Regions from separate parts of the Homo sapiens genome. Here region 1 is linked to region 2. Evidence: read pairs that join two places in POLR2A ChIA-PET (ENCODE). Cell type or tissue: Panc1. All regions are shown on one strand. Each heading gives the region's core, and the rest is flanking DNA. Links, peaks and the distances in the headings are about the cores only. Region 1 overlaps RTN4 (reticulon 4). Region 2 overlaps EML6 (EMAP like 6).

What was found. Peaks named below come from ENCODE experiments on the same cell type or tissue, not always from the same donor. Only the 100,000 strongest peaks of a DNase experiment are listed, where the experiment ranks them.
Region 1: POLR2A ChIA-PET joins it to region 2 with 14 read pairs; 9 of 35 experiments call an interaction of 5 or more read pairs at or near these places.

What each region holds. Positions count from the first base shown.
Region 1 is chr2:55,028,680-55,040,264 of GRCh38, reverse strand. The region is part of intron 1 of RTN4 (reticulon 4); the gene reads left to right. Among named protein-coding and RNA genes, the nearest start is that of RTN4, 16 kb to the left of the region's middle. RefSeq lists an enhancer at 6,571-6,620. In Panc1, for the core only: no CTCF peak of the experiment used is centred there; no DNase peak of the experiment used is centred there; H3K27ac peaks cover 573 bases.
Region 2 is chr2:54,901,689-54,913,273 of GRCh38, reverse strand. It overlaps EML6 (EMAP like 6), which reads right to left. Exons shown (of 42, transcript NM_001039753.4): 23 at 10,078-10,230; 24 at 9,772-9,903; 25 at 2,232-2,320. Among named protein-coding and RNA genes, the nearest start is that of RTN4, 140 kb to the left of the region's middle. RefSeq lists an enhancer at 8,439-9,638. In Panc1, for the core only: no CTCF peak of the experiment used is centred there; a DNase peak (open chromatin) is centred at 9,053; H3K4me3 peaks cover 1,301 bases; H3K27ac peaks cover 6,222 bases.

The DNA.
Region 1 (11,585 bases), core at 3,124-11,123, 130 kb before region 2:
TATTTTATCAAATTCTGATATTTTAATTTTGTATAAAAACCAAATTTTATATAAAATAACTTGATAAAAACTTTGTTAGATGCTTTTGCTTGCATAGGTGAATTATTGAAAATCAGAATATAGAAGATCAAGTTAGTATTTCATTATATTTTATAGGCTATATGTACTGCACAGAGATCTGCCATAAGGATTAGGGCTATAAGACATCACTTTTGAACAAGGACTGAGAAACTGCCACCTACAACATACCTTCTCATTTACCCTCTCTCATCAACCAAACTTACTCTTGTTCCCTTATTAAAATTTTGTTAATGAAATATGTTGCAGGGGATATGGTTAAGTTTAAGATTGATAGACTCAAACATGTATATATTTTAATGGAATACTAAAAGAGTTGAGGGTAAAACTACGGTTAAAATGTCTTCAATACAATAGAATTAGTATCAAGCATCCAGCTAATGTTCACATTTCCATTTATTTATTTAGAGATGGAGTTTCACTCTTGTCACCCAGGCTGGAGTGCAGTGGTGTAAGTTTGGCTCACTGCAACCTCCACCTCCTGGGTTCAAGTGATTCTCCTGCCTCAGTCTCCGAGTAGCTGTGATTACAGGCACCCAACACTACACCTGGCTAATTTTTGTATTTTTAGTAGAGATGGGGTTTCACCATATTGGGCAGGCTGGTCTCGAATTCCTGACCTCAGGTGATTCACCTGCCTCGGCCCCCCAAAGTGCTGGTGTGAGCGAGCGCGCCTGGCCTCACATTGACTATTATTTACTGAATGTCATAAATGGTCTTTCTTTCTTTCTTTTTATTTTTACAGTTAGAATCAGAATTCGAGTAAGGTCCACATATTACAATAGATCAATTTGATTTATTAGTCTTTTAATCTATCGATGAGTTCTCCCTTGCTTGTGGTCTCTCTCTCTCTGCAATTTATTTGTTGAAGAATGCCCATACACCTTTTTCACCTTAATGTTTTTATTAAGATATAATTTACATGCAGTAAAATGCATAAATTTTAAGTTTCAACAGTTTTACATTTTGACAAATGCGTACATTAGTTTATCCACACCTCTGACAAGATATAGAACATTTCTATCATCCTAGAAAGATCTCTTGGGTCCTTAGCAGTCAGTCCTTCAATTCTTTGCTCTGGTTCCTACCCGCAACACCAATCCCAAACAACTACTGTTTTGATTTCTTTCATCATAGATTAGTTTTACGTATTTTAAAGCATCAATCATATGAATGGAATCATACATTTTGTGCTTGGCTACTTGCATTCAGCATGATGCTTTTAAGACTTACTAATGATGCTGCAGGTATCAGTAATTTGTTCCTTTTAACTGCTGAGTGGTATTCCATGCTAAGAATAGCACAGTTTAATTATGTATTCACTCGTTGGATGTTTGGATTATAGTTTTTGGCTACTATGAACAAAATGCTGTGAACATTCTTACATAGACATTTTTGTATGCATATATTTTCATTTCTCTTAGGTAAATACTTGAGAGTAGAATTGCTGAGTCATGGGGTAACTATATATTTAACTTTATAAGAAGTTGCTTAACTGTTCCCCCAACCACTTCCACCAGCAATGTGTGAGAATTCTGGTGGCTTTACGTTTTCACCAACATTTGATATTGTCAGTTTTTTAAATTCTAACCATTTTAGTGGTTATGTAGTGGTTCCTCATTGTGGTCTTAATCTAGATTTCCCTAGGGACTAATGAATTAGAGGACTTTTACATGTCCTTTGTGTGTGTTTTCTTTGGTGAAGTGTCTGTTCAAGTAATTTGCCCATTCTTAAATTGTGTTGTATGCCTTTTTTTTTCCTACATATTTGTAAGAGTTCTCTCTATATATTATGAATACAAATCTTTGGTCTGATACATGTGTTGTGAATATATTCTCCTAGTCTGTAGCTTGCCTATTAATTTTATTGATTCTTTTGATGAGTATAAATTTTTAATTTTGAGAAGTCATAATTACTTTTTCTTTCATGGTTAGTGCTTTCTTTGTGATGTCTAAGACATCTTTGCCTCCTTCCAGGATTGTGAAGACACTTTGGTTTCTTCTAGAAGCTTGATAGTTTTAGCTTTTGTTTGTCTTGATCCGTTTTGAGGTAGTTTTTGTCTATGGTATGAGTTACCATAGATCCAGATTTATTTGTTTCTTTTCCATACATATAATAAGCAGTTTTCCCAGCAGAGTTTTTTGAAAATATTTTTCTCTTTCTATTGAATTGCTTTGGTGCCTTTGGGAAAAGAAATTGACCATATGAAGTGTGTCTATTTATATATATCTATTTTGTTCTACTGATTTGTCTATCCTTATGCCAATACTTGATTATTGTAGTTTTATAGCAAGTCGTAAAATTAAGTAGTATGACTGCAAGTTTGATCTTTTTTCAAAATTGTTTTGTGTCTTCTAGGTCCCTTAGTATTTCTGCATAAATTTCAGAATCAGCTTGTTCATTTCTATAAAATGCCTGTTATGAATTTGATTGGGATTGCATTGAATCTAGAGATTAGTAGGGGGGATAAGTGACGTCTTAGGATTTGAGATTTTACACTACTTCAAAGGTAACAAGTTAGCCTGTCATAGTTTCATGGATGCTGGCAGAGGATATAAGATGCCTGGGTCAGAGGCAGAGGACTTTATTACTCACAGCAATGACAGTAGCCAGAATATTAGCATTTTCTTGTGCCAGTTCCCTCAGCTCCATTTCACATGGAGCAACACTGAGATGGCTGAGTGAGATCTGCACCTGTAGCAGGTTGTATTATAGACAGAAATCTTAAGCTTAGGGAAACAAATCTTTTGTGTCATATAATAAGCATGGCTGCTAGTTGCTGAAGAAGAAGAAACTGTCCCTGTTTTCCAAGGCTGTTCACAATACAAATGTTTTTAAAAGATAGGAACAAAGGGAAGATGTGTAAAAACACAATATACTCATAGAGAACTGTTTCCTGACACTCAACAATATTATATCTTTCAACCCATGAATGTGATATCTCTGTTGTTTAGATCATCTGTAATTTCTCTCAGCAGTGTGTTTCAGTATAGCAGTTTTGTGCATCTCTTGTCAAATTTATGCCTAAATATTTTATGTTTTTTTGTTACAGTGAGTGATATTTAGAAAATATTTTCATTTTCTCTTTGTTGCTACTGTATGGAAATAGAGTTAAGTTTTGTGTACTGTCTTTGCATCTATCCTGTATCCTTATAAATTCACTACTAGCTTTGGTAGGGTTATTTTATTTTGAATCCTTAGGATTTTCCAACTATACAGTCCTGTTGTCTGTAAGTTAAGATAGTTTTACTTTTCTCTTCAGATCTTTACGAGAAGCCTGGTAGATTGCTTGTTTAACACAGAATCTTGAGTGAATGCATTAGTCTTTCACCTTTAAGTATGATGTTAGCTGCATATTTTTCCTAGATATCCTGACTCTTAGGTTGAGAAAGCTTCCTTCTATTCCTAGTTTGCTGATAGTTTTTATGATAACAGGTGTTGAAATTTGTCAGATAAGTTTTTGACATTTGTTGAGATGATCATATGGTTTTTCCTTTTCGGGCTGTTGTTACTATAGTGAATTTCATTATATGATTTAAAAAAACTTTTTAAATTTTTTTAATTTTTTTTTTTTTTTTTTTTTTTTTGAGACAGTCTTGCTCTGTTGCCTGGGCTGGAGTGCAGTGGCACGATATTGGCTCACTGCAACCTCTGCCTCCTGGTTTCAAGCGTTTCTTGTGCCTCAGCCTCCTGAGTAGCTGGGACTACAGGTGCACGCCACCACACCTGGGTGATTTTTGTATTTTTAGTAGAGACAGGGTCTTACCATGTTGGCCAGGCTGGTCTCAAACTCTTGGCCTCAAGTGATCTGCCCACCTCAGCCTCCCAAAGTGCTGGGATTACAGGCATGAGCCACTGCGTGCGACCTATTGTTTGATTTTGAATGTTAAACCAACCTCACCTTCCTGGAATTAAACCCCATTTGGTGATGATTATACTTTCTATGAGTTGCTGGATTCAATCTGCTACTATTTTATTGAAGATTTTTTGCATGTGTGGTTATGAGGAATATTGTTATATAAATTAATTTTAATTTTCGTGTTATATCCTTGTCTGGTTTTGGTATTAATGCATAAATCTATAAAAATTTTATGGGAAGTGTTTGCTTTTCCTTTATATGCTCAAAGAGTTTGTGTAAGGTTGGTACTATTCATTAGATGTTTTATATTAGTTTTCTTCGTGGGGGTTTTAAGTTACAAGTATAGTCACATAGGACTATTCTGATTTTTGATTTCTGCTTGTGTCAGTTTTGGTGATTTGTGTCTTTCAAGGAATGCATCTATTTCATTTTGATGACTGGGTATAAAGAAACTTGTCTTTCATTTTGATAAGTAGACATCAAGGAAGTTGTCTACTCATCTAAGTTGTCTAATTTATTGTCATAAATGTGTGCATAATATTCTCTTACGTTTTTAGGACCTACAGTAACAGTCCCTCTTTTATTTTCAATACTTGCTTCCTCTCTCTGTCTCTCAGTCTCTGTCTTGATCATTTTAGTTGATTATCAATTCTGTTGATCTTTTCAGGGAAGCAACTTTTTGTTTCATTGATTTTTTTTTTTAATCTGTTTTCTATCATTGGTTTCTGCTCTTTACTACTTATTTTCTTTTACTTGTTTGGATTTAACTTGCTCTTTTAAAGTGGAAGCTTTACACTTCGATTTTAAGCCTTTTTTCTAAAAGCATTTAAAAGCTATACATTTCTCTCTAAGCATTACTTTGCTGCATCCCACACATTTTCATGATCATTTGATTCAGAATTTCTTTAATTTTCCCCCTATTTTCTTTGATTCATGGATTATTTAGAATTCTGTAGTTTCGTTTTTAAACATTTGAGGATATTTTAGGTGATTTAATTCATTGTAGAACATAGACTGCATGATTTCACTTGTTTTAGATTGAGATTGTTTTGTAGCCCAGGAAATGTTTTATCTTGGTGAATGTTCCATATGTACTTGAGAAGAATGTGTATTATATTGTTGGTTGTAGTGTTCCATAAAAGTCAGTTTAGCTCATTGGTAGTGGGGCCTAAATCATCTGTATCCTAACTGATAGTGTGTGGTTGTGTGTCTTTGTTTTTTCTTTGTCCCATCTGCTTTTTGGGTTCTTTGATTTTCTTCTTTTGTTTCTTCTTCTGGATTAATCAAGGATTTTATAATATTCAGATTTATCTCCTCTGTTGGGGTTTTAGCTGTACCTCTTTATTTTTTAAGAGGCTGTTCTAGGGATTACAGAATGCATTCTCAATTTATCATAAAATAGCAAGAATATTATACCACCTTACATGTTTCACATGTAATAAAACATACTTTCATATACTATTTTCATCCTTTGTGCTTTTATTGTCATAAGTTTTGCTTCTAAATGTATTATAGTTATTGTATTTTGTGATAATTTGTGCTTCAGAAAGTTATTCTTTGAAGAAACTAAGAAATGAGAAAAATTAACATCTACCTGTATATTCAACATCTACATATATATTTACCATTTTTGCCATTCTTTATTCCTACATAAAGATCAAAGTTTACATCTCATATCATTTTCTCTCAGTCTGAAGAACTTGATTTAACATTTCTTGTATTGTAGGTGTCTTAGTGACAAATTCTTTCAGCTTCTGTTTTCAGCTTTTATCTGAAGATACCTTTATTAATCTTTACTTTTTCTATATATTTTGTTTGTTCGTTTAGAGATAAGGTCTTACTCTGTTGCCCAGGCTGGAGTCCAGTGGCCTGATCATAACCCACTGCAGCCTCAAACTCCTGGGCTCAAGTGATCCTCCCACCTCAGCCTCCCAAGTAGGTGGGACTATAGGCACACGCTACCGTGCCTGGCTAATGTTTTAATTTTTTTGGAGAGTTGGGGTCTCACTTTGTTGCCTGGGCTGGTCTCGTACCCCAGGGCTCAAGCAATCCTCCTACCCCAGCCTCCTACGGTCCTGAGATTACAGGTGTGAGCCACCATGCCTGGTTATTTAAAAAAATATGTTTTGAATAATACAGCCAATTCTGTTTTTTTAAGCTGTCACTATGTTCTGTATAGCCACCAAAAACAGGGAATTAGCAAATACTGAATCATTGTTCTTAGGGGAAATACAGACTTGGCTCCTGTAAGCCTCTTGTCATAATATTTTTGTTAACCAATCAGTATATTACCTTGTTTTATGTGTTTTTCTATTTAAAGCCACCTGGGGTACAAAAATACAGTTGGATAGAAGGAATAAGTTCTAGTATTTGATAGTACAGTAGAGAAATTATAGTTAATGATTTATTCTATATTTCAGAATAGCTAGAAGAATTGTAATGTTTCTAACACAAAGAAAAGAAAAATGTTTGAGGTGATATATAACCCAGTCACTCTGACTTGATCATTACACATTGCATATAGGTATCAAAATATCATATGTACTACCAAAATATAAAACAACTGTTATATATCAATTAAAAAATAAAGACATCTTATTTAATATGTATTATTGATTCATTAACATTGAACTCATGGCCAAGAACACTATAATTTATGCCTGAAGGAAGATTATCTAACATATGTTTTCTCTGTAAGGCACATCATAGCCTTCTTGTGGTTAAAAACACTCGATACCATGTCAGCGCTGTGCTTAAGGGCCATATGAAACAGGGAAGTCAGTGGCAGAGCTGAAACAAGAAGGCGGTAGGGTTACCTTGTTCCATCTCAGCTGGGAACTTGTACTTTGGATGACCCGCTCTGGTTTGCCTGCTCTGCTCATTGCATGTCCTGAAAGTGCTGCAAGTATGGATTTTGGGGCTACAAATTTAGTGAGCAGGTAAATGAGCAAATAAGGAATCCATGAATAATGAGGATCATCTGTATATAATTTTAGATTGTCAGTTTTTTCATAACTTTAAAGGCGTTCATTACCTTTTGGATTACATCAATGAGAGGTGAGGTCATTCTTATTGTTGTTTACCTGCTTTTTTCCTCTGACTGTTTTTAGGGTTGTCTCTATCTTTGATTTTCAGTTTGACCCTTATGGTGTGCCTTTTTGTGGTGTTGTGTTTATTCTGCTTGGAGTACATTGAGCTTTGTGGCTCTGTTGGTTGGTATTTTCAAAATGCCAACTTCTGTCCAATTTTAGGCCATTTTTTCTTTTTTTTTTTTTTTAACTTCTTCAGTCTTTTTTAAAGAGACAGGGTCTTAACTGTGTTGTCCAGGGTGGAGTGCAGTGGCGTGATCATGGCTTGTTACAGCCTCAAACTCCTGGGCTTGAGTGATCCTCCCATCTCAGCCTCCTGAGTTGCTAGAACTGCACGTGTGCACCACTACACCGGCTAATTTTTAAGTTTTTTGTAGAGATAGGGTCTCACTGTGTTGTCCAAACTGGTGTCCCAACTCCTGGCCTCAAGTGGTCCTCCCACTTTGGCCTCCTAAAGTGTTGGGGTTACAGGCATGAGCTCCCATGCCTGGCCACTGTTGCTTTTTTTAAGGGGACTGCAATTATAGGTATTTTAACTCCTTGATTGTCTCTCAGCACTGAGGCTCTGTTCCTTTTTTCACTTGCCCTTTTCCCTTGTTGTGTTTCAGTTTGGATACTTTCTGTTGTTGTTTTTTAAGTTTGTTTATCAATAAATCTTTTTTTCTGTATTGTCTAATCTGCCTTTAAGCTCATCTAGTGATTATTTTCAGTTAATATAATTTACAATTCTAGCATCTCCATTTGGTCCTTTAGTCTATATTTCTCCACCAAGATTCCCTGTCTACTCTATATGTCTGTCTTTTTCTGTACTTAATATCTTAATAGCTATTTTAATTTTCATTTTAATATTTGCTAATCCAGGCCAGGTGTGTTAGTTCACACTTGTAATTCCAGCACTTTGGGAAGCTGAGGCTGGCGGATCACTTGAGGTCAGGAGTTTGAGACCAGCTTGGCCAACGTAGTGAACCCCGTCTCTACTAAAAACACAAAAATTAGCTTGGTGTGATGGCAGACACCTGTAATCCCAGCTACTCAGAGGCTGAGGTGGGATAATTGCTTGAACCTGGGAGGTGGAGGTTGCAGTGAGCCAAGATAGCCCCGCTGTACTCCAGCCTGGGTGACAGAGCAAGACTCCGCCTCAAAAAAAAAAAAGTGCGAATCCAACGTCTACGTTATTTGTTTGTTTATATTTGCTATTCTTTCTTATTTATGGTCATATTTTCTTGCTGCTTTGCATGTCCATTAATTTATTTTATACTGCATGTCATGGATTTGGTGGTTTTAACTTTGTTCTGGCAGGCAGTTAATTTGCTGGAAAATCATTTTGATCCTTTCAAGTTTTGATTTTAAAGTTAGGGTGGGTCTAGAGGTAGGGGTCTGCAGACTTACAGGGCCAGTTAGAGTAAATAGTTTAGGCTTGTGGGCCATACAGCCTTTGTCTAAACTGTTCGTCTCTGTTTTTATTGTGCAAAAGTAGTTATAGACAGCACAGAAGTGAATGGGCGTGGCTGTGTTCCAATACAATATGGGCTCATGAGCCATGGTTTGCTGACTCTTGGTCTAGAGTATCCTTTAGGCTTAGAGTAGTCCTGCTTGAGGTGTTTAGAGAGATCTTTCCTTTCTGACTGGTCAGAATTTTTAGATCAGGTCTTCAGCACTTTCTGACCTTCGATATAATCCAGTTAATTTGCAGCTCTACCATAGGTTTCTTGGCTAGGCCTTGCCGAGTCTTGTGCTGTGCACATGCAGCGTAGTATTCACCCAGAGGTTTAAGAGGAACCCCTATCCAGATTTTTGGAGCTCCTTTTCTGTGAGGCTTTACTTTGTATGTTACCCTGTCTCACAAATTCCAGACAACTCCTCAGCCTCCTCAGCTTAGCAAGAGTGCGGTATTCTTAGGCTTCTCTCTGTACTGTAGACCAGAATGTGCCTTCAGACAGAAAGCAGCGTAGTCATCTTGCAGGTTTCCCTTTTCTCAGGATTCACACTGCTGTCCTGCCTCTTGTCCAGTGTCTCAAGATAGTTGCTTCTAGTATTTTGCCCATATTTTTAGTTGCTTATATTGGAAGAATTAGTCTGTTGTAATTACTCTCATAGCCAGAAGCAGAAGTTCTATGGTTTTAAAATGCAGGTTTTTTGTAGTATTGTAATTAGATATGATTTAAATGCCTCTTTTCTCGTATGTGAAATGGGGGTAACAGTAGTACCTACCTTACAGGGTAGTTTTGAGAACAGAATGAACATCTGAAACAAATGTGCCGGCTCAGCACAGTACCTGTCCCACATTAATGTTTCTATAAATGTTGTTACATTGTAAAATAGAAGCAATTGATCAATGCAATATTTCTGCTAATTACAAGGTATTTACTGGGTGACGATTTACCTTGTTTCAGGAGAACTAACTTGAGGGGCTGATACAGTAAGAAGGATTGCACCAGTTGCACTTGTACATAAATACATCCTTCAGAAGATGAAGCACATCTCGTGCTTTGAGGAAGCCTAGCCAAAAAATAATAATAATTATAAAGCACAAAGACTTGGGAATTAGATGTTTTGACCCTCTGGCCTCCTAGTTCTGTGACTTAGGGCAAGTTGTTTCTTCTTTTTTCTTTCCCTCTCCCTCCTTCACAACATTTTTAGGTGGGTACTCTTATTATCCTTATTTTACAAGTTTCATTAGGCACAGAAAGGCTAAGAGTTACAGTTGTAAGTGATGGATTTGTGATTTGGACTTAGGCAATTCAATTTCATGATCTGTGATTGCTTTATTAGGAGTCTGAACTGTATTCTTGAAGTCCCAGAAGATAGTTAACTATTCTGGATTTTTTTAAAGAGCTTTTAGAAATGTAGTACTTGTTTTATGGGTAACTGGATCGAATCCCATTTTACAAAATGAAGATTTTTCTTTTTTTCTTAAACATAATGAATCTTTGAAATACCAATTTGAAAACTTTTTTACTTAGAAAAATTCCAGGAATATAGTTTTTATTATAAAAGATTATTGCACTAGGTAGGAATAAGAGTACAGTACATTAAAAAAATACTTTAAAATTATGGCACAAATTTAGATGTAGTTTGTTTTCCCACTAACTTTAACAGTAATATATGTTTCTAGTTCACTTTCCAGATAGACTAGCCTCTGAATTAGTGGCTTTTAACTATATTGTCTAGATAAAAAAGACAACCATTTTGTTAAGAATTGGTTAACTGTTATTTAGATGGAGCAGCTGCGTAATTATTTGGTTCTGCTCTTTGACCCTCAAATTTCAGTTTTATACAAGCTAATAATTCATTATTTTAGCTGAAGGGAACTTTCCTTCATTTTACAAATGAGAAACTGTAATTTAAGATCACATAGCAAGTAATCTTTTAAATATGTGTACACATATATATGCACTTTATTTAAAAATCTTATAAGCCATTATGTTACCCCTTTGACTGGATAGCCCATCCTACCTAGTGCTCTAGGTTGGAGGAAACCCTTTTAAACACACATCATAAATTTCCCGTCATCACCCTCATCTAGGAATCCTTTAAGTATGACTTCATGCCCAGTATATATTTATCTAAAATATATAAGACCTTGTGAAGTTAGCTCTCCTAATTCATTAAGGGTAATATGCTTGGAAGACAAGTCCGTATTCATGTTAGCTACATTTCTTGGATTTTTATCTGTTTTGATCAGCCTTGTCTAGCTTGTCCATCCAGATGAAATTGTCTAAATTTATTAGGTTCTCTCTGTTAAAGGAATATCACCTTCCAGTCATCTCTCAGGCTGTTTCAAATTGTCTGATGGTAGAGGCCTTTCTCTAGTGTAAACCATGGAAGATCTTTAGCTTAGGATCTCCCAACTGCAGGTACAAGATGACATTGTACAAAGTTAATATTACCAATATAGAGTGTATTAGTTAGCTTGGGCTGCCGTAACAAAATACCATAGGCTGGGTGGCTGAACAGAAATTTACTTCTCACAATTCTGGAGGCTGGTAAGTCTAAGATCAAGGTGCTGGCAAGGTAGATTTCTTTTTGAGGCCTCTTCTCCTGGCTTATAGGTGACCACCATCTCACTGTGTGCACACATGACCTCTTGTGTGTGCCTGGGGAGACAGGGAGCATGACAGCAAGCTCTCTGGTGTCTCTTCTTGTAAGGGCATTAATCCCCTTGGCCCAGGGCCCCACCCTGACTGCATTTAACCCTAATCACCTCCCAAAGTCCCCATCTTCAGATACTATCACTTTAGGGGTTGGGGCTTTAACATGAGTTTTGTAGGAAATATAAGCATTCAGTTCTGTAACATACAGTGATTAAGGAAATGGGCTCTGGAATTGAATTGCCTTAGTCTCTCACTTACTAGTTGTGTATACAAATAACAAGTAGCCCTCACTTAGGTTAATTTTAAGCAAAACCAATAATGGTGTCATCCTAAAGGCAGTTAATTTTTTTTTTTTTTGTATTTTGGACTCTGGCATTTGGACATTGGCACAGGACTAATGTCTTCAAAGAGCAATGTACAATGACTGTAACAACTTAGAATGTAAGAGAAAATGCATAATTCTTT
Region 2 (11,585 bases), core at 1,822-9,821:
CCTTAGAAAAGGGTCTTAAAAAAAAAAAAAGTGGGCAAAAGATATGAAAAGACACGTCTCAAAAGAAGACATACAAGCAGCCAACAAATATGAAAAAATGTTTATCACCAATCATTGGAGAAATGCTAATCAAAACCACAAGATGCTGTCTCACACCCTTCAGAATGGCTATTATTAAAAGTAAAAAAAAAAAAAAAAAAAACAGAATCTGGCAAGGCTGAAGAGTAAAGGGAATGCTTATTCACTGTTGGTGGGAATGTAAATTAGTTTAGCCTCTGTGGAAAGCAGTTTGGAGATTTCTCAAAGAACTTAAAAAAGAATTACCATTCTACTCAGCAATACCATTACTGGGTACATACCCCAAAGAAAAGGAATTGTTCTACCAAAAAGACACATGTACTCATATATTCATTGCAGCACTATTCACAATAGCAAAGCTATGGAATCAACCAAGATGCCCATCAGTGACCAACTGGATAAAGGAAATGTGGTACATATATACCATAGAATACTATGCAGCCATAAAAAATAATGAAATAATGTTCTTTGCAGCAACATGGATGTAGCTAGAAGCCATTATATTAAGAGAATTAACGCAGGAACAGAATACCAAATACCACATGTTCTCACGAGTGGGAATAAAGCATTGGGTACACACAGACAGGAAGGTGGGAACAACAGATACTGGGGATTCCTGGGGGGCAGAGAGAGGAGGTGGCAAAGGCTGAAACACTATCTACTAGGTACTGTGCTCTCTACCTGGGTGATGCAATAATTTGTATGCCAGTCCTCAGTGTCATACAACAGACCCATGAAACAAACCTATGCATGTATCCCCGAATCTAAAATCAAAGCTGAAATTAAAATTAAAAATAAAGGTGTATAAAGTATCTGGCAGTCAACAAATTACCAGTGAATGAAGGACGTAATTAAAAATACCTCTTACTCAAGGCCATAAGTTTCTCCATATAAAAAAGTTAAAAAGAGGACGGATCAGAGACAAATAAATTGGAATTGGGGAGGGGAGTGAGATCAAATTTCTCAGTGAACAGTTTCCATTAATACAATGCCATGATCTATAACGATGTATATTTTTTAAGTACTACACATATACTTCCTTTACAAACAATGACAATGCAAATGTACACGTGTCCAAATGTCTTAGGGAGAACCTTACAATACTGGGACAGTTTAAGATACTGGCAAACTGAAGCGAGGGAGAGGCAGATGCCTGCCACTCAGTGGCATACCCTTACCTCCTTTTCCTCTAAGGAAGCAATATTTCCTCATCCTCATCAACAGTTAGACCAGGGCTCATTATGTGTACACCCTGAAAGAGGTACGCATCTACAAAAGCCATCTAGCTTTCAAGAGGTGTTAGTTTAGGGATTCAAAAATTTTATCTAGGCTTTGATTTCAGCAACTAAAAAATCGTGTATGTAGCTAAGGACATGAGGAAACATGGAAAAAAGAAAACAGTTTGATACAATACAATGGTCAGATTGCAGATTGTTTTTGTCTCAAAAAATAATTTCCAGGCTGGACACGGTGGCTCACGTCTGTAATCCCAGCACTTTGGGAGGCTGACGTGGGCGGATCACCTGAGGTTAGGAGTTCGAGACCAGCCTGGCCAACATGGGGAAACCCCATCTCTACTAAAAAAATAAAATAAAAAAATTAGCTGGGTGTGGTGGCAGATGCCTATGATCCCAGCTATTAGGGAGGCTGTGGTGGGAGAATCACATTAACCTGGGAGGGGGAGGTTGCAGTGAGCCAAGATGGTGCCCCTGCACTCCAGCCTGGGCAAAAGAGCAAGACTCCACCTCAAAAAAAAAAAAAAATTCTGTTGTTATAGATAATAATGTTCATAATTACAAATAACCATTGAGAAAACATGTTTCAAAATATATGTTCATAAAAAGCTTTGCACAAAATGACATGTCAAATGGAAAAAGGAATATATAACATCCAAATTGCTAGCTTATTCATTGTCTTCAGGCAGAGAAAAATTAAGCAGAGCACCAACTGTACATTGCTACACCAGTGGTGTGATAAATCCATATGTTCTGGGAACCTGGAAACCAGATTAAGCAATCAGATTGAAGACACGATCAAACTTAAAGGTATAGTAAATATAACCCATATTAGTGGTTAACGTGATAGGTTTTATTAAAATGCACATATTAAATCTTCACAAAATATCTTTAAAAATCTTTGTGTATGATTATTACCTCTGAAGGTCTTATTATATGCCGTTTGCCTCTTGGAGCTTCAAAAAAAAGTTGTTCTCTGGCACCTGAATTCACTTGCAATAATTTTCCTGTTACGACAGAACGAAGTAGAGAGATAATTAAAATCTGACTTTATCTCTTTATTATAAAATGAGAAGCATGGGTGCTATTTTGATTCATTTTAATCAAAGTCTCACAAATTGAGTAAATACATTTTGAATTATTCAGAAGGGCATGTACAGCCAATTACATGATGTGGTACAAACCCCAAAGCTGTGATTTTTAGAATATGGACTTCATAATATTTGATCTTCAACATCCTTCAAATAACAGAAGAATAAAGCTTGATATGTTTTATTGATATGCTGCACTGAAAATATAGTTTTCCAAAGCCTGAGAAAAATCAGTTTTCCCCCTGTTTTTCCCAGTTGCCTCTCAGCAAACTGTGTTGGCAAGAATTATGTCATTGGAAGATTATGGCAATTAGAAATAAAACACTTACTGTGAGCATTCACATTTACTTAGGACTGAGTTCTAAATTTGCCTTTAAAGTTTAGAAACAGAACACACAAACTATAAATGCTCATTCCTTCCCCACCCTCTGGTCTTACTTGAACATTTGAAAAGAAATCCAGGACTTTCCCCAAGGAAAATGTTGGGCAAAAATAGTCTTTCAGTCTGATGTACAATTATAATCTTGGATTTGACGTTGAAAAAGGTTAGATTTCCTAATTCTCCTCCTACAATGGCAACAATCTTGTAAGGCTTAAAATGTAAATGACTCAAGGTATTTATGTTCCAGTATTTTTGCCATTTTTTAAATATTATGGAAAGTTTCAAACATGTATAGAAGAAGAGTATAAAGAACCCCTGTATGCCCACTGTCCAGCCTCAACAGCTATTAACACATGGCCAACCCTGTTTCATGAACCTCCACCCTAGATTATTTTGAAGCAAATTTCAGACGTCATAATATTTCACCTATAAATAATTCAGTATACATATACATAATATTTCTCCTTTTGTTTTTTCCCATAACTATGTATATCTAGTAGTTTTGAAATATCTTTCTTAGAAAAATAATACCAAAATAAGAACTTTTTGGTTTAGATCGTGTTCTTTAGCATTTAAATAGGCACCACCTTGATCTGAAATCTAGCTTGGCTAATCTTTTTTTTTTTTTTTTTTTTTTGAGATGGAGTCTCGCTCTGTCACCCATGCTGGAGTGCAGTGGGCAGTGGTGTAATCTTGGCTCACTGCAACCTCTGCCTCTCAAGTTCAAGCGATTCTCTTGCCTCAGCCTTCTGAGTAGCTGGGATTACAGGCACCCACCACCACACTTGGCTAATTCTATTTTTTAGTAGAGACAGAGAGTCATCATGTTGGCCAGGGTGGTCTTGAACTCCTGACCTCAGGTGATCTGCCCACCTCGGCCTCCCAAAGTGCTGGGATTATATGGCATGAGCCACCATGCTCAGCCTAGCTTGGCTAATCTTAAGAAGTTGTAGATCTACTTCTACCTGACTAAAAATAAGGTTCTCTCATTTCCAAACTGACAACTTTAATCATTTCTAATTTGGTGAATTATAACACAGTGATTAGGGGATTTTTCCTTGACTTGAGCAAATATATCTGAAAATGTGTACCCTGAAATGGGCACATCTTCTGACTTTATGGCTGAATATATGTAAGTGAGAAAAGAAAAAAGGGAGTTAGTTATCTTTGACTATTTAGAATTATAAGAAAATGAGTAACCAATACTTTTCCGATGAACTAAATACATCTGTAAAGTAATTCTATTTTTAGGACACTCAAGAGTGATTGCAAATGACAAAGCACGTGGACGGTTATTCAGTGAACACATTCTTTGAATATGGCTAATTTTAGATGATATTTGGCCATGAGATACTAAGATAATTCAGAGGACTGTAATCCTCAGATAAATCCCAACAACTCACTTTACACCATAGTTTCAAAGATCATACTTCACTTAAAACCAAAAATGAGAAAAATCTCTCAGTGAAGTAATTTATGATTGCAAAAATATTCGAGAATCTAAACACATAGACAAGTACCGTAAGTGCTGTGTAGCATTGTAGACAGCTTGTAGGGTCCCCTATCTAGCACATGCCCCTTCCCCGAGAACTGCCCCCGCGGTCATGTTTATACTCTGCGGGCAGATGTTGATCCTGGAGGGGCCAGGCTCACACTGGGCTGGGTAATCAAAGTTCTCTCTTGGTAAACTGGAATCTGAGAGGCTGAATCAGTTGGTGCCTACAGGGATGAGATGTGGACTTTGGGCCTGTGGGTGGCATTTTGGGGCAGCCGAGGCTGGGCCATGTGCAGATGAAGTAGAGAAAGGCTGCTTGTGCAGAGAGAGGGGTCAAAGGCAGAGATAAGACCCAGAAGAGCAGTGGATGCTGAAACTAGCTGCCTAAGAGTGGGAGAGGAGGGGAGAGGAACTGCTTGCTTGGTTCCTGTGCGTTTTCTAGTTCATTGCTAAACTCAGTTCCTTGGCAGGTGTTCTTTCCTGCTCTTGGATTCTATAAAATATCTCCGTATCTTTCCAATAAACTCATCTGTTATTATTACTTTAAAATTTAAGCTGGTTTCCAGCCTGGGCAACATGGTGAAACCCCATATCTACTAAAAATACAGAAAAAAAATTAGCCGGGCATGGTGGCAGGCACCTGTGGTCTCAGCTGCTTGGGAAGCTGATGTGAGAGGATCTCTTGAGCACAGGAGGCACAGATTGCAGTGATCTGAGATTGCACCACAGCACTCCAACCTGGGTGACAGAGTGGGACCCTGTCTCAAAAAAAAAAAAAAAAGTTTAAGCTGGTTTGAGTGGGTTTCTGTTCTTTGCAATCAAGGATGTCAAGAAGAAAAAACCAAACCAAAAAGCTATTCTTCTATTAGAAAGGAATAATTAAGGGTATTTTTTTAAAACCAAAATTTTCTTTACTGCTGCTAATACATGTTTCTTAAGCATGAGGAAATATTTAGGTCACCACTCCTTTTTCTCTCTGCCTGCTGTGATATCTATCTATCTATCTATCTATCTATCTATCTATCTATCTATCTATCTATCTATCTTATCTATCTATCTATCTATCTATCTATCTATCTATCTATCTATCTAATCTATCTAATCTATCTAATCTATCTGTCTCACCACTGACATATTCTGAGGATGAGGAGCAGAAGCAAGAACAAAAACTCTGTTTGCATTTATAATTGCTCTTGAATAACAGTAATCCTTTCAGAATCACATTTTTATTCACTGGAAATATCTGCTCACACAGATTAAAAACTGAAAGACACCCATGTCCTTACATCACACATCTTGCGGGTACCATAGAGCTTTGCAGCCCACAAAGTGATCCACATACATCATCCCAGCTGCTATATAATTTACAAGTTAGAATAATTCTAACAACTGGTACTAAATATACCAAGTATCAGGCCATCTGCAACAAAAATGGGAATGAAATGTCCTATTATGGCTCAAATTGTCATTTTTATTATTACTTTTTGAGACATAGTCTCGCTCTGTTACCCAGGCTGGAGTTCAGTGGTGCCATCTCAGCTCCCTGCAACCTCTGCCTCCCGGTTCAAGCGATTCTCCTGGCCTCAGCCTCCCAAGTAGCTGGGATTACAGGCGCCCGCCACCACACCTGGCTGATTTTTGTAATTTTAGTAGAGATAGGGTTTCACCATTTTGGCCAGGCTGGCCTCAAACTCCTCACCTCAGGTCACCCACCTCAGCCTCCCAAAGTGCTGAGAATACAGGTGTGAGCCACCGCACCCAGCCTTCAAATTGTTAATTTGTAAAGGATGTTATAGCCTGATATTTCTAGAAATGAACTTGTAGCATTTAGAAAATACCCTTTCTATGTTTTCTCTCCCTCCATACATTTTTTCTTTCTCAAGCATTCCATGCTGGAGCTTTCATTCAGGGGTAGCTGATGTTCCTGCAAAAGCCCAGTGCACTTTTTGGTTTTCCAAGGACCTGTAGTTGCCATGGGCACAAGAGGCTGCTGAGGCTGGCGGCTGTGCCATCCCCCACCCTGAGAAGCCAGCTGGCTCTGGCAAATGCTTTCACTATTTTCGACAGGATCAAAGGCATGAAACAGAACCCTGCTTCTAAATTCTGCTCTCAACCTTGCCAGACTCTGGAGGCCCCTGCTGTGAAAGCTAGGCTGGTCTTGAGGCAGCATGGCACATTCTCGAGATCAGGCATTTTGGGGACTGAGGTGTTGGGAATGCAGGAATATCAGGATGACACATGTCTCATGGCTAGTGGAGTTAGATCAAGGAAGATTCACAGGTATTCTTGCTCTTATTCTCCAGATGGTGTAATTCCTCCCTAAAAATCAGAAGTGTCTCTACTACTCTCAATCCACAGAAAGCACTTGGTCTGACCCCCTCACCTGCCTGCAGGGACCCTTACAATGAGAAGCATGGTGGCTTTTCAAAGACCTTTGACTCCACTCCTCTCCTGCTCATTCCCAGGAGCCTCCCTCAGCATCCTGAGCTCTAAGAGGCTGGCCTTGGGCAAGATTATGGAAATAGGGAGGTTTGCTTCTCTTTCCACCAAGTGATGGCTCCATATCGAGGGACTTTACACAGACCTTCCCCCAGGCCCCTCCACAGCAGCATCCCCCTGATCCTGGCCGAGATCTTGTGCTTTCTATCTGGGACTTACTTCTCTTTATATCCCCACCATCTGACACAGGGCCTATACATTTGCAGAATTAAGAACAAACAAACTCCCTAAACGCAAATGAAACCCAAAATGAGATACACTTCATATCCATTAGGACAGCTATTATCAAAATAAACACATAAAATAAGCTTTGGCAAAGATGTGGAGAGATTTGAACCCTTGTGTACAACTGGTGGGAATATAAAATGGTAGAGCTGCTATGGAAAACAGTATAGTAATTCCTCAAAAAGTTAAAAATAGAACTACCATATGATTCAGCAATTACACCCTTGGGCATATACCTCAAATACTTGAAAGCAGGGTTTTGAAGATATATTTGTACATCCATGTTCATAGCAGCATCACTCACAGTGGCTGAAATGTGGCAGCCACACAGGTGCCCCTCAACAAATAGATAAGCAAAATACAGTCTATACATAAAATTAAACATTCAGTCTTTAAAGTAAGGAAATTCTGACACATGCTACAACATGGAGGAATCTTGAGAACATTATGCTAAGTGGAATAAGCCCATTATAGAAAGACAAATACTGTATGCTTCCACTTATACGAGGTACCTAGAGTGGTTACATTCATAGAGACAGAAAGTAAAATGGTAGATGCCAGGTGTTGGGGAAATGAAAAGTTATCATTTAATGGGAATGTCATCAGTATTACAAGATGAAAAGAATTCTGAGATGGGGGCAGTGATGGTTGCACAACAGTGTCAATGTTTTTAACGTCCTTGAACTGTACACTTAAAAAATGATTAAAATGGTACATTTTTGTTATGTGTACTTCACAATTCAAAATAATTAAGAAATCTTCCCAGTCAAAATTTACTCTATATATACCCTCTTTTCTCTGGACTCTTCACTCCGTAATAGAAACAATAATGGGTTTTAATCCCTAATAGTCATTGAGTGGTGGGATTTCACGTATTGTATCAGGTATTTTGTGTGTGTGTGTGTGTGTGTGTGTGTGTGTGTGTGTGTGTGTGTGTGTGTGTGTGTCGGATTCTAAATAAAGTTAATCAGACCCTATTCTACCTGGCAAGAGAATAGCAAGATAATAAATAGGGAGAAATCACTGCTTTAAAAAAAAAAGCAGAGAATATCAAAGAAGGGTCTGAGAAGCAGCTGCTTTCATCGGCCTCACCAGTTCCTAGATAAAGTCACAGTGCCCTGCCTGGTCATAAATGCCGGTCAAAGCCCTCGGCACTTTGTCTGGCCAGCACTGCCCTGACATGAAAGCGAAACAGACTTATCTGATCTCCCTTTGCCCTTGTTGGGACTTGTACCTTTTATAAATGCAATGCATCACATGCTTTTTTCTCTATCTACTGCACCGTATAAAACTCCTGAATGTTGTAAAGCTGAAATAAAGTCCAAATTCCAGTGTGGCAAGTATAGTTACAACTAAATACCTGCCAGGCAGAAGGGTTTCCAAGTCCTGGTCTATGGCCACTACTCCAAGAAATACTCTGAAATAACCTTTTTGGCAGAGGCCTTCATCATCGTTCTCCTGATTAATTTGATTGCTCCAACTCCAGGCTCACTTCTTCTCCCCAAGATGGGAGGGAATGCCCCACGCTAGATCCCTCAGAGTTACATAGTGCCTACAAGTACACAGTTCAGCATGAAAGTTCTGCTCTATCCCAGCCTGTGTCTCCACATTCCCCTCCCTTCACACCCTCAGCCACTGAGCACTTCTATTTCTTCATCACCCCCTGGTTCTTCCCACCTTCACTCTTCATATGCCATATTCCTTTTGCCTGGAATGGCTCTTCCTTGATAGCGCTATCTGGTGGATTTCTCCTTATCTCTCAAGATCAACCTCAAAGGTCACTCCCTTCTACAGAGGCTCCATGGATTACCTCCAAGGAGCTTTCCCTCAGAGCATACATTGGGCTTGGTGCTTCTCTACCACAGTGGACTACAACGTCTCTGAAGGTGGGAATGCTGTCCATTCCCAAGTACCCGCTCCAGACTCTCAACATCAGCCGAGTCTTGAGGATAGGATTTACGAGTGACTCACCCTATAGTGCAATGTTCCACCCTGGGTACTGAATGCTGCCGTGGCCCATTCGGAGTCCCTGCTCACCACTTCCCTTGTGACTCACCACTGCTTACTCACACGGTACCCATTTTGTGCTCTTGTATTATTTATGGATAAGTATCTCCCTCACTCAATTATAAACTCCACAGGGAGCAGAAACCATGTCTTACTCACTTCCAGAGCCTCCACATTTGCTAGCTTAAGACTATGCAACACCATAAAAGCTAGAGTTATTAAATAGACAAATCCTCATGGCATTTGTGGGCATGACTTGGAGGAGGTAGGAGTAGGTTGGGAGTTTTATAGAGCAGAGAAATTTTAGGCAGGCTGAATGTAGATTTCTACCTCTGCTGGAGGAGGAAATTTGCTTGAGCCTTTTTGGGCGGTTCTCCAAGAGGTGGAGCTTTGGGTGGAAAAGGGAAACCAGCCAGGAGGAGGATGAGGGGACCCAAGACAAGGAGAAAGCACTCCCAACTAAAGGTGAGGTGGTGGCTTGCTATGATAACAAAAGGCATCATGTATCTTTAACTGTCTTAAAACTCAATGGCTTGAATCAATAGTGACAATAATCATCCTAAGCGTAAAAAGATGGAAAAAGTATTCAAAATGTTAGCAGCAGCTGCCTCTGGGTTGTAAAATTACAGTCGTTTATATTGTTGTGGGATTCCCCTTTCCCATTTCTAACACTCAACTGCCATTCTCTCTAGAAACAATGCATAAATGGACATTTTTTAAACACAGAAATTCTATTTTAAAAGCCACAACATACTTTACCTCTAGAGTCCCAGTCAATGTGTGTAATATAACTAGAAGCACCTTTACAGATGCCAACCCTTTTGCTTGTAAGTACGTTGTAAATATCCACAAAGTTATCATGGGATGCCACGGCAAGGTATTTTCCCGTATCTGTTAAGAAAAATGTGGGGTTAACATCGAAGCATTTTATATAGGAATTTACTTCCAGGAACTTAGTATTTTAAAAGTGGGAAAATGGTCAAAGAAACATTTGAAATAGTTCATTCTTGTAATTTTTTGTCCCAAGACTGTGCTATTTTAAAAAGTATCTGCTGTCATCTTCACCTTTTGAAAACTTAATATCAGAGATCATTTCTTTTCTGTGATGGAAAGAGACCATGTCTTCAACAGTGTCAGCATTTACCACCAGGAAACTCCCATCGTTCAAGCCAACCGCTAAGGCTTTCCCATCAGGGGAAAAGGCACAGCATCTTCCACCTACAGAAGAATCCACAAAAAACACTTATTATCCAAAACTTCACTGTCAAGCAAACCACATGAAAAGATGAAGAAATCTGATGATGTGCATTATGTATGGACACGTGACTGCCTTTAAATTGACACTACACTTGTGAGAACTAAAACTTCCTAATTTAAGACACCTCTTGTCTGGGCGCAGCAGCTCATGCCTGTAATCCCAGCACTTTGGAAGGTCGAGGCAGGTGGAACTCTTGAGCCCAGGAGTTCGAGACCAGTCTGGGCCACATTCCGTAGGTTAAAAATTAGTTGAAAAGTTATTTTTTGTAGAGGCGAAACCCACCCTGTACAAAAAGTAAAGAAATAAGCTAGGTGCAGTGGCTTATGCCTGTAATCCCAGCACCTTGGGAGGCCAAGGCAGGTGGATTGCTTGAGCCCTGGAGTTCAAGACCAGCCTGGGCAACGCAGCAAAATCCCATCTCTACAAAAAATACAAAAATTAGCCAGGAATAGTGGCACATGCCTGTAATTCCAACTACTCAGGAGGCAAGGTGGAAGGATCACTTGAGCTTTGGAGGTGGAGGGTGCAGTGAGCAGTGATCATGCCATGGCACTCCAGACTGGATGACAGAGGGAGACCCTGTCTCAAGAAAATAAAATTAAGTATCTCTTCTCCCCAAGTCCAAGGAAAAAGATCATAATATCAAAAATACATTTTCAACTTCCATGAGGTTTATTCATTCATTTATGAGTATTTAAATACCTGGGGTTTCCAAAAAATAAGTGGGGTAAATGGAGAAAAGGAGTATAGGGTTAATAGGACCAGTATCTTTGCTTCGAAGAAAAGAGGTAATATTTAAGAATAGGAGTTCTATAATAAAATTTCCAGAAACCATTTTTTTTAAATATTAAGCCTTACATACAACTTGCTTTAGAGGACCTCATTCTTTTAGTTGCTCCAATTCTCTGATCCACGGATTGTAATGTATAACTCTAGAGGTGAAAGATGTTGTTCTTGCCTCTTCTGTCACGCGAAGAATGGAATCTGAACATTCTCCCAAGGGGTTTCTGGAAAACTAATTGGCACTAGGGTGATGGTGCTCCATGAACCATGTTCTCTACTCCTTTGTAGGGTCACAAAGACATTTCTGAATCAGGAGCATGGACTTTGCAAAGGTATGTCTAAAAGGAAACTGATTCAAGAACATGCCTACCCTCTGCCACCATTCTTATTGTCGAGCGTTGTAAGCACACCCCAGGGATAGGACAGCCAGGTGGCCTTGTGCCAGGGCATTTAATACCGAGCCTCTTTACCAACTCCTCTGTTCATGGTATGCTGAAAGCTGTGTTCATGCTCAAAACTGACGTGCCAGTAC